2 separate regions of the Homo sapiens genome follow, and region 1 is linked to region 2. The links are chromatin contacts, found by Hi-C in ENCODE. All regions are on one chromosome and are shown on one strand. Each heading gives the region's core, a stretch centred on a gene start or an enhancer-like site at or near the end of the contact. The rest is flanking DNA. Distances are from core to core; before and after follow the strand shown. Region 1 holds the start of BICDL1 (BICD family like cargo adaptor 1). Region 2 holds the start of ZNF664-RFLNA (ZNF664-RFLNA readthrough).

The links. A loop is a pair of places that touch in the nucleus more often than their neighbours do. Pooled maps may share reads with other maps.
Region 1: a loop to region 2 is called in a map of CD8-positive, alpha-beta T cell, with 22 times the contacts of the local background. The contact joins the promoter of BICDL1 here to the promoter of ZNF664-RFLNA in region 2. A Hi-C loop is called at or near these places in 2 of 168 maps with a recorded cell type or tissue (B cell and CD8-positive, alpha-beta T cell) and 9 of 50 pooled maps.

The regions. Positions count from the first base shown.
Region 1 is chr12:119,986,976-119,992,082 of GRCh38, forward strand. BICDL1 (BICD family like cargo adaptor 1) reads left to right here and starts at 2,261. Exons shown (of 10, transcript NM_001367886.1): 1 at 2,261-3,322. The coding sequence starts at 2,894. RefSeq lists silencers at 1,809-1,868, 1,889-2,528, 2,809-2,898, 2,949-3,018, 3,029-3,238 and 1 more and enhancers at 1,932-2,905, 2,906-3,877.
Region 2 is chr12:123,969,846-123,974,498 of GRCh38, forward strand. ZNF664-RFLNA (ZNF664-RFLNA readthrough) reads left to right here and starts at 3,370. Exons shown (of 5, transcript NM_001347902.2): 1 at 3,370-3,458; 2 at 4,041-4,175. CCDC92 (coiled-coil domain containing 92) reads right to left here and starts at 2,986. Exons shown (of 5, transcript NM_025140.3): 1 at 2,684-2,986. It overlaps ZNF664 (zinc finger protein 664), which reads left to right and starts at 3,370. Exons shown (of 5, transcript NM_152437.3): 1 at 3,370-3,507; 2 at 4,041-4,175. RefSeq lists enhancers at 1,733-2,470, 2,471-3,208 and silencers at 2,429-2,548, 2,579-3,448, 3,519-3,598, 3,709-3,938.

The sequences.
Region 1 (5,107 bases), core at 1,011-3,510, 4.0 Mb before region 2:
ATTTAAACTGAACCTGATAGGCTAACAACTTAAAACTTTTCTAAATAGGTAAAAGCAATGGAGAACAAAGGAAAAGAGGAAGTTATTTATGAAAAGACTTAGAAAAGTAGTAACATTCCCAAATAGGGAAGGGGCATAGGCTGCAAGCTGGGACATGCCAGTGAGCATGTCCAGCACAGGTATCTTGGTTAAAGTACATGGACATAGAATGTACTCATTCCCTTAGATCTAACAGCTACATAGGAAAGGGCTTAACAGAGAGTTATTAGCATAAAATAAGGTGGCTTGAAGGAAGTTAGTCTTTAAAAGAAACCATTATTTCTAACACTTATTATTCATTCTTTAACAAGAAGGGAAGCTTTGAAGAGGAAACTTTACTTTCTACATTGTCCAAGCTGGTCTTGAACTCCTGGGCTCAAGCAATCCTCCTGCCTCAGCCTCCCGAAGTGCTGAGATTATAGGCAGGAGCCACAGAGCCTGGCCCTGTTTGTTCTTGATGTGTCTCCAGACATATTAGGGAGAAATTTGTCCTTCTGTGATTCAAATAAGACAAAAGGAAGTGGCAATTGGATCTCACCTCTGGCCCACAATTCCAGCTCAAGGTGGGAGGTCATAATAAAAAGTGTTAGAACATTTCCTTGCTGGAATGGTAACATGGTCAACTGCAGAAATTTAGCTCTAAGATTGATGTGGGAATCCCTCAACTGTCTGTCTCCTTTCCAGTCAACAAGTGAACAATGCCAGCCCTGAGGCCCAGGAGCTTTTCAGATTCTGGCCTTCAGTCTAAGGGTAACGATGTTAAAACTTGAATATTGTTTAGGCTCTGAATTTAATAAGCGATAAAAACCATGAGAAACTATTTGACCCATTTCAGCCTCTTGATGTTCTGAAATTTCCATCTCACTGGGATGAAAAGAAGAAAGGCATGATCCAAGTAAAAAATGGGTTGTCTGTCCAAGAGGAAAAGGAAGCATAGGGACGAATTCTAGCTTTAGATGGGATTGTTTCTGGAAATAGGAGACACGTAGCACCACCAACGAGGTCAACACCAAGGAATGACTGCAAGTCACCCAGTAGGCTCTCCAAACCTTCCTTTAATCATTGAGGAAATGTTCCTTCCATATCCACCCAATCCATCTTGGTCACAAAGGACCATTTATCTTCCTCAAGACTGCTTCTATGTGAAGAAAATAAAGAATAATGATTCACGTGATCCCTGGCGTCGGCCTGGCTAGATCTCAATCCTGACTCTACCAGTTGTAATGACCTGGGCAGACGATGCCATCTCTCAGGCTTTAATTTCCTTCTCTGTTAAAATGACAAGCGGCAGTACTGATTTTATAAAGTTCTTGTGAGGATTATCTAAAATAATGACTATCAAGCACTTAATACAGGACATGGCACACACTGAGTGCCGAATAAACGGTAGTTATTATTAGGGAGGTTCTTTGCTTCGTATTCCCATCTGTGAGCAGTTTTTTCCGTTATTTCTCCGCAGAAACCCTTTCTCTCCGGGCTGCTGATCTGCGAAGCATCTGGTCCTTCATATCCCTGAGTCATCAGCATGAAGATGCCTGGTTTCCGAAGTCCTCCCTCCTCCTACTGCTCTCTAGGGCTCCCTCTCCTGACTGCTTAGTTCTCCTGGGGGCCCAGACCTAAATTTCGTGAGGGTATGTCTTTCTCGGGGCCGGGTCACCAGTCTTGGAGGAATGTCCTCAGTCCCCTTTGCCCCAGACACCACCAGAGATGCGGCAACAGAACTCTGAGGCGCGCCCCGGCTTCCAAGTAGCTGGGGGCGGGGCCGCGCCTGGAGGTGAGCAGCAGGCGGTGGGCGGGGCCGCGCTCCGTCCGAGGTGAGAGCGAGGCCGGGTGCGAGGCCACACCCCGAGGTACGAGAGCTGAGGGCGTGGCCACACCCCAGCTCTGAGCGAGGCTGAGGGCGGAACCGCACCCCGAAGTGGGTGCAAGGCTGGGGGCGTGGCCGCGCGGTGAGGCAGCCAGGACCGTGAGGGATGCGCCAGCCGCCTCCGCAGGCGGCGCGCGCAGCCGCCCGCAGGGCGTGAGGCAGAGCAGGGGTTAAGGCCGCCGGCGCCACCTGGGCGTCGCTGAGGAGACCCGCGAGCCGGCGAATCCCGCGCGGGCGGGGCGAACAGGTGCCCGCGCGCGTCAGGCGCCGGCAAGGGGCGGGGCGAGGGGACGCGGCCGGAAGCCCGGGGCGGGGCGCTGCCGGCCCGGTGAGCCGGGAGGAGCCGGGGAAGGCAGGAAGGAGCTCGCCGGGTTGCGCGGCGCGCGATGTGGAGCCGCCGCCTCGGCCCCTGCAGCAGCAGCAGCCGCCGTCGCCGCCGCTGCTGCTGGGGCTGCCGCGGAGCCGGGGGTCATGGAGTGCGGCTGCAGAGAGCGGCCGCCGGCAACAGCAGCAGCAGCAGGAAGCGTCGCGGCGACAGCGGAGCGCAGCCCGCCCCGTGAGGCGCTGCCCGGCCGGCGGCGGCAGCAGCAGCAGCAGCGGCAGCGGCAACAGGGCGGCTGAGAACCCGGCGGCGGCGTTCCTCCTCGCTTCCTCCCCTCCCGCTTCGCCGACCCTCAGTCTCTGTTCCTGAGTCCTCCCTTCCCCAGCCTTCCCGTTCCCACCACCTACTCCGCCACTACCCCCACCCCCTCCTCCCGCGCGCGCCTGAGCAGCTGAGCCCGGGGGCGGGGGAGGGGGCGCGTGCCGCCGGCGCGGGGGAGGGGCGGGCCGGCGCGCGCCGCGCCCAGGGCTCGCGGGGACCCGGGGGCGCGTGCCGCGGCGCGAGGCGAGGCGCGGGACGCGGGGCGGCGCGGCAGGGCCCCTCCCCCCTGCAGCCTGGCGCGCGCGGGCCGGGCCGCACCGCTGCGGGCTCCGCGCGCGCGGGCCATGTCCGCTTTCTGCCTGGGCTTGGTCGGCCGCGCTTCAGCACCCGCCGAGCCGGACAGCGCCTGCTGCATGGAGCTGCCCGCCGCGGCCGGGGACGCAGTCCGGAGTCCCGCCGCCGCCGCCGCCCTCATCTTCCCCGGGGGCTCCGGGGAGCTAGAACTGGCGTTAGAGGAGGAGCTGGCGCTGCTGGCGGCCGGGGAGCGGCCGTCCGACCCCGGGGAACACCCTCAGGCCGAGCCTGGGTCTCTGGCCGAGGGGGCCGGACCGCAGCCGCCGCCCTCCCAGGACCCCGAGCTGCTGTCGGTGATCCGACAGAAGGAGAAGGATCTGGTGTTGGCGGCCCGGCTGGGTAAGGCGCTGCTCGAGAGGAACCAGGACATGAGCCGGCAGTACGAGCAGATGCATAAGGAGCTGACAGACAAGCTCGAGGTGAGGACCTCCCTCCAGGGATGGGTGGGGAGCAGGGGCCGCCCAGGCACGCGCCCGGCCCTGGGCAGTTAGGGAACCACTCACCCCCACTTCGTTGCTCACCCTACCTCGCAGAAAATCTGGAATGAATGGGGGAGGGAGGATGGAGGATTATCAGATTTCGTTGAACCCACTTGACTTCCCCACCCCGCTCACAGCAAATGGGTCCATGCGTGGCTCCAGCCGCTGTGGGCCGTTCTATATACGTACTGTACCCAGCATCTAAAATAGAGCTTACAGTATGACTATATAGCACTGAGGTGATGTCTGCATACAGAGAAATGAGGAAGTCGGGAAGCATTTAAAATATGTTGCAGGTTTTCAGAGCAGTTAATCTCTAATCAGGGTGTTAGCCTAAAGCCTTCCAGTTTGGGCGTTAAGGCCTTTAGATGCCCTTGTCTTAACTTCCTGGCAGCTCAGAGTTGTGGGAAACAAGTGCCCCTAAAGGAGCTTTATATAGCCTTCAAATGCTCAGGGATTAGGAAATGTGGTTCCATTGCAGAAATCAGGCGAGCCAGGGCTCAACATGTGACCGCTGGTAGTGGATTTAATTTGGGCCTCAGTATTTATGTGTATTTAAACAGTACTTTTCTGTGTTCTGGGTCTCAGGCTTGCAATTGAATGACCAAATGCAACCTATGAGAACCATATTACTTTAACTTCTGTTATAAAATACCTGTTAAGGTATCCGTAATATTTCTGCCAGTTCTCTAGGCAGTCTTTCAGAGTTGTTTGTTTTCTTGCCCTTAACTAGAAAAGGGCCTTGAATGCAGTACAGAATGCCAGCATTTCTAAAAATTAGATTGCAAAAAAAAGGGGCAGGGGGATGGGGAGAGGGAGTCACCTGTGACTTACCTTTCCTGCCTGTGCGTTTACTATTATTGTTACCTAGTTTGGTTGCAGCCAGCTCTTTTCATTCTTAGTTACAGCAAGACAATAGTACAGACCTGAATGAGGTTTGAAATTGACCCTAGTCAGGTTCCGTATCTCTGCTACTGGTTGAACAGTCAGAATGGAAATTCAGAAATATTCTGTAATAAGATTTAAGTATGCCTATAGTCCAGCGACGTAAAAGTAAATCCGGGAGAAAAAAAGGAAACCTGTGAGTGCCCTGTAGTTCGGTTGTCCTGCTAACTAGGTCTGCCAGTCGATGAACTCCTGAGATACCTCTCTGAAAAGTCGTTTGTGAAACCTATAGGTAGACTGCCAAAAAGCAGCCTAATGAATTGAATTGTTTAATTTTCACTTGAAGTAGAGGTCTAGAAATAAAAAGCCTTCCTTTTTTTTTTATAAAGAGATTCAGTTGTACGACTTTGTAAAGAAGTACAACTACAGAGATTTATACTTGTGATTTGAAATTTCTTCAGTGAAGGACTTGATTGAAGAGACAGCTGACTTGAAAGGAGCACCGTATCAGTTTGATTAGTGCCAGATTTCATAGTAATCCTGAGTGTGCAATTACATACATTCTGGGTTCCATGTGGAGCCTTTATACATTTCTTCAACATAGGGCAAAGATTTCAGAATGGTAACAAAAAAAGGTTGTATTGTAAAAGAATAAATTATCTTTGACATTTTGTTATTTACTTAATGGACAACAATAGTTTAAAACTCTTTAAACTATTTTTTAAAACCTTCATTCCTCTGCAGGTCAGCATATGAACTCTAGTTTTAAAAGTTCAATTTTAAGTTCTGGAGATAGTCGCACAACAATGTGAATATAACTAACATATACTTAACATATAC
Region 2 (4,653 bases), core at 2,120-4,619:
TAAAAACAGCTTTAAAAAAAGTCTTTTCTGCTTGCCTTCCTAGAAAAGGGTAATTTTCCTCTTGATTCAATGTTTATTGTAGAAAATAAAGTTAAAGAAAGAAATACAAATCATGTATAATTAAAAAGAGTCTTTTAAAACACATTGAATTCGAGAGTGCTTTATTCCCTGTAATGTGCCATACAAATGCAAAGCACGACTAAGAATCATCTTCGATAGCAGGTGGGTCTTTAATCTACTAAAAAATCTTCCTAGGGTTCATGTAGGTGTCTGCGGATGTTGCTACGTCCACAACTCTAGAAGCCAGCATAAGAAAACAAAAAACAAAAGCCACAGTGCTAAAAGGGAAGTACAGAAGTCCTCGAATATAGTTGCCATCGGAATACCCAGGAGTCCCTCTCAGAAAGACCCTCCTATACCTCTGTGATACCTCCTAATAGCCATTCACGCCAAGTGGGGAACCAGCTGATCCCAAAAGCCCCTAGGGAAGGAGCAGCCCCTTCTTTCCACCGCTAGTTCTCACCATAAACAACTTTTGCCTTCATATAGAAGTGAAATCTGTTTTTCTGTACTCAATAATTACTCAAAATAAATGAAATCCCTTGCTGCATGACAGACCTTCAAATATTTGAAGACAATTAGGACACAGCCACTTCCGTGCCCAAATCCTTCTGCAGGTTGAAACATCAAAGCTGAAGATGTGGAAACTGGTGTCATTAAGTTAGCACCTACCTAGCCGGGATGAAACTTCAATCTGACTCAAACATTTACTGCAACATTGGTGTGTGAAGATACAAAGTCACCTAGTCACTGCCCTTGAAGGACATGGAATTCAGTAAATTCAGTAGATATAATTAATCTTAGTTACCAAATGTGTGCCCACTATGTATTAGAAACTATTTATGGCTGACCTTGTTCCAGATAGAAGGAAAAAAGTTCCATGACTTTTCTTGCCAGAAATACGAGAAAATGCTTTTTTAACATAAGTATTTTTTAAAAGCATCAACATTTTATTAACGTTAGTATCGTTGCAAAGGCATCCTACCAATTAGGTAATTATGTTGAGATCAATTTATCCAAAGATAATTGGATAAGTTGAGATCAATTTATCCAATTTTGCAATTTATCCAACATGGCAGATGAAAGAGTTATAAACCCAAGATGAATGATTCGTTTTTTAAAGAGTTAATAAAAATATCTAATTTCAAAAAAACCCTATTTGTTAGACCGATGTATTTAAAATGTGTCACAGTAAAAATCTCACACAAATAATTGTCCTGTACTTTAGATCTTAAATGTACCTAAACTAAATTTACTGAGTAATTATAATACGCAGAGGAGTAACAAAACTATTTTAAGATTTTTCAGTGGTGTGTATGGATATGTACGCATACCCGTATATATAATCACGAGTTTTAAAGCCTTCTTCCAAGCATATTTCACATAAGATGAACAGTTAGCCAAAAGAATTACATACATTTCAAAACATCTTTGGAGGTAAAAGCCACTTTAAACGTTAGCATCTTTTTCCTTACAATGCAATAGCGAGAAAATGCATGGGAATTCTTGATGAGCAAAAAAAAAAAAAAAGAAAAGTCGTTTTATCAATACCAATGCTCTTTAAATAAATTTCAAACGTAAAAGTTTTAAAATGGCAATCCTAGTTTTAATACTCTTACAGGTTTCTGGAACTGCGTAATATGTTAAAGTATTACAGCGTGGTAGCTTGCATTTTGTTATAAAACCGACTACTGCAACCTAAGCTACAGAGCGCGGTTATATTTTCTCTCTGGCAGCCTAATTTTCCTTAGTGGACTAGATCGTACTGCTAAATACCAAAACTTGAAATGAAACAATACAGGTCAGCATGAAAACCTAAGTTAGAGAAACTCACTCGCCGTAGCAGACGGCAGCCCAGTAGCCAAGCCTGGAGCTCTGCTGCGTTTGTGCATTCTGCTCCGTTTCACGAATCACAGGCAAATCGTTACTCAGAGTAAACTAAAGCCGCATCAAAGCTTCAGGAAGGGGCTGGCAAGGTAGTGTACTTACGGAAAGGCTACCAGGACGGGAGGCGATACAACTTGTCAGGGAGGGTCTCTAAGGTTCCCCGGGTGGTAACAAGCATTTAAAAAGGCGATGTGGATTCAGACGGCCTCCTCCCCACAGCATCCCAGACAAAGCCGGGCTAGGCCCCGGGGCGCTCCTGGTGCACCTGCAATGCGGATCCCTCGCCCTGCGATCCCACCCCGGGGCAGACAGGAGCGCCCCGGGACCGGCCTCTCCTCCCCCTTGGCACTGGGGTGGGCGCGCGCCGCGGCCGGTCCGCACCCTGGACTGGAGCCCGGGCCGGGGAGCCCCCTCCCCAGAAAGGGCCGGCAGACCCCGCGGGGGCGGGCGCGGGGGTCGCCGAGCCTCAGGGACCCTCTTTCCCCGACTCCGCCGTCTCCCGAGTTGCCTTCGCCCGGGGCCACCCCTGCCCCTGGGGGAGCTAACGTGGCTCCCAAGCCCCGGAGGTGGGGCAGGAGGACCCCGTCCCCCGTCTCCCGGCGGGGAGGGTTTTTAAAGTCTTCGCCACGAACTCCCGTCCCTGCCCGGCCCCTCCGCCCCTGCCCGGCCCCTCCGCCCCCGCCGGCGCTGCCAGGTGAGCGGGGCCGGACTCGACACACCCCGGGCCCCGCCTCACCTGCGGGCGCCGCCGTCGCGTTCCTTCAGGCGGCTGCCCTCTTAGGCTCGGTCCTCCCGGCGGGCGGCGGTGGGGGCCCGTGGCCCATGGGCTGGGCGGGGCGCGGCGGGCGGGGCTGCCTGGGCTCGGGCGCTGCCCGGGCCGGGCCGCCGAGGGAGGTCAGTGGGCACCGCCCGCCCGGCGCATCTCGCCCGCTCCCACCCCAGCGCTAGCCGCGGTGCACCCTGGGAGCGGGGCCGGCGGCGAGGCCTGGCCGCGCTGACCCGGCGGGCTAGGCGCCGGCGCGGCGGCGGGCCTGTGTCTGCCGGGCTGGGCGGGGGCGGCGGGCCGATATTCACTTGGCGAGGCGGGGCTACGCCCCCTTCCGCCCGGCTGTGGCGGGGCAGGGGCGAAGGCCGAGGGGAAGGGAGGGTCGGGCCCGCGGGACGCAGGCGCACAGCTCAGGTGCGGCCGCACTGCGGTTGCCCTGGGTAACGCGGCCCGAGGGAGGGGGGGGCGCGGGGAGGAGCGAGGGAGGCGAGCGGGAGCGCGCGCGCCGGGCGCTGGGGTGGGGGATGGCCGGGCCCGACCGGGCCGGGGCTGGGGGGCGGGGGCGGAGGCGGGCGGTGGGGGCGCGGGCCGGGTGGCCGCGCATGCGTGCGGCCCCCGCTCCCCCGGGGCTTCCCCGGCCTCGTGCGTGCGCACGCGCGCTGTCCCCCGGAGGCGTCTGGGTGTGCGGAGCGCGCGCGCGCGCGGCTCGGAGGCGCACCTGTGAGGTGTCCCTGAGGAGAGGGAGGTGGGTGCGCGGCGCCCGCGGCCTGGGGCGCTGACTCCCCTCACTTGGAGTGAGTTCTCGGCGGCCGGGCTGCAGTCTTTCTTTCTTTCCCGGAGGGAGGCGGGGGCCGGGGGCCAGGGAGCGGGCTGGGGGTGGGAAGGAGGTGGAGTGGCTTAAAGAAAAGAAAAACAACCCATCCCGGAGGATGGGCCTCGGGATGGCGGGGAAGGTCAGAGCGGCTCCGCGCAGCCTGGCGGGTCCCGGGCTGAGAAGCCGCCCCTCGGGCCTCGGGCGGTCGGCCGCGGGCCCGCAGTGCGGGGGAGCGGGGCCGGGGGGCGCAGATGGCGGCCGGTGCGAGCGAGGGCTGGGCAGCGGGCAGGGCGAGGCCGGGCGAGGCCCCTCGGGAGCCGGACTCCCGAGCCAGGCTCCATTGTTGTTGGAGCCGAGGGAAGGGGGAGCGCTGCCGCCCTCGTCGCCCGTGGAGCCGCGTCTTGGAGCCCTTCCAGGCGGGTCCCGGGAGAGGCGGTCATGGCCGCGCCAGGGGACCGGGGAGCCGGGCGGCTGCGGAGGAGCCGGCTGCATGGGGTGCTGTGTGTTTTTCAGGGCGCCCTGCGTCCGGCAGAGGAGGCGAGCATCCCGCTCAGGTGATGAGGAACCCCTCGCGCACCCAGCGCAGAAGGCTGCTGCCGCCGGACGCCTCCATTGTTTGACCACAACAAGGGCCGGATTCTCACCCAGGTAAACCGGCTGCCGGCGCTGTCCACTTCCCTCTGACTCCCGCCTCCGCAGGCGTTCTCACCCCTTCCAGGACTCGACTGCAGTTTTCTCACTGTCCCCGGCTTCTCATGAACTCCGTATACCCCCTCCCAGACATTTTCCCGTCCGGATCCATCTCTCCGCCACATCACCTCTCATTTCCCCCAGAACTCAGCTCCTTTGTGAAACCTTTCTTGCCGAACTCTAACAACTAAATCTCCCCGGGAGCCTGCTCCGAACTGAACTGTTCTGGTTGCTAGATTGCTTACGGGCTGTCTTATTGCAACAAAGGAGACCAGATACCGAAAAAAGATTTCTGAGCTATTGCCTTCTTCAAGGAACGTTTTCTGATATTTACAGTTTATTGTTTTCACAGGCTGGAACGGTTTTTAGGCATTTTGGCTTCTTATTTAGAGAGGGCTCCTATTTCCTTCATAGACGCATAGTTTTTTAGAGCAGG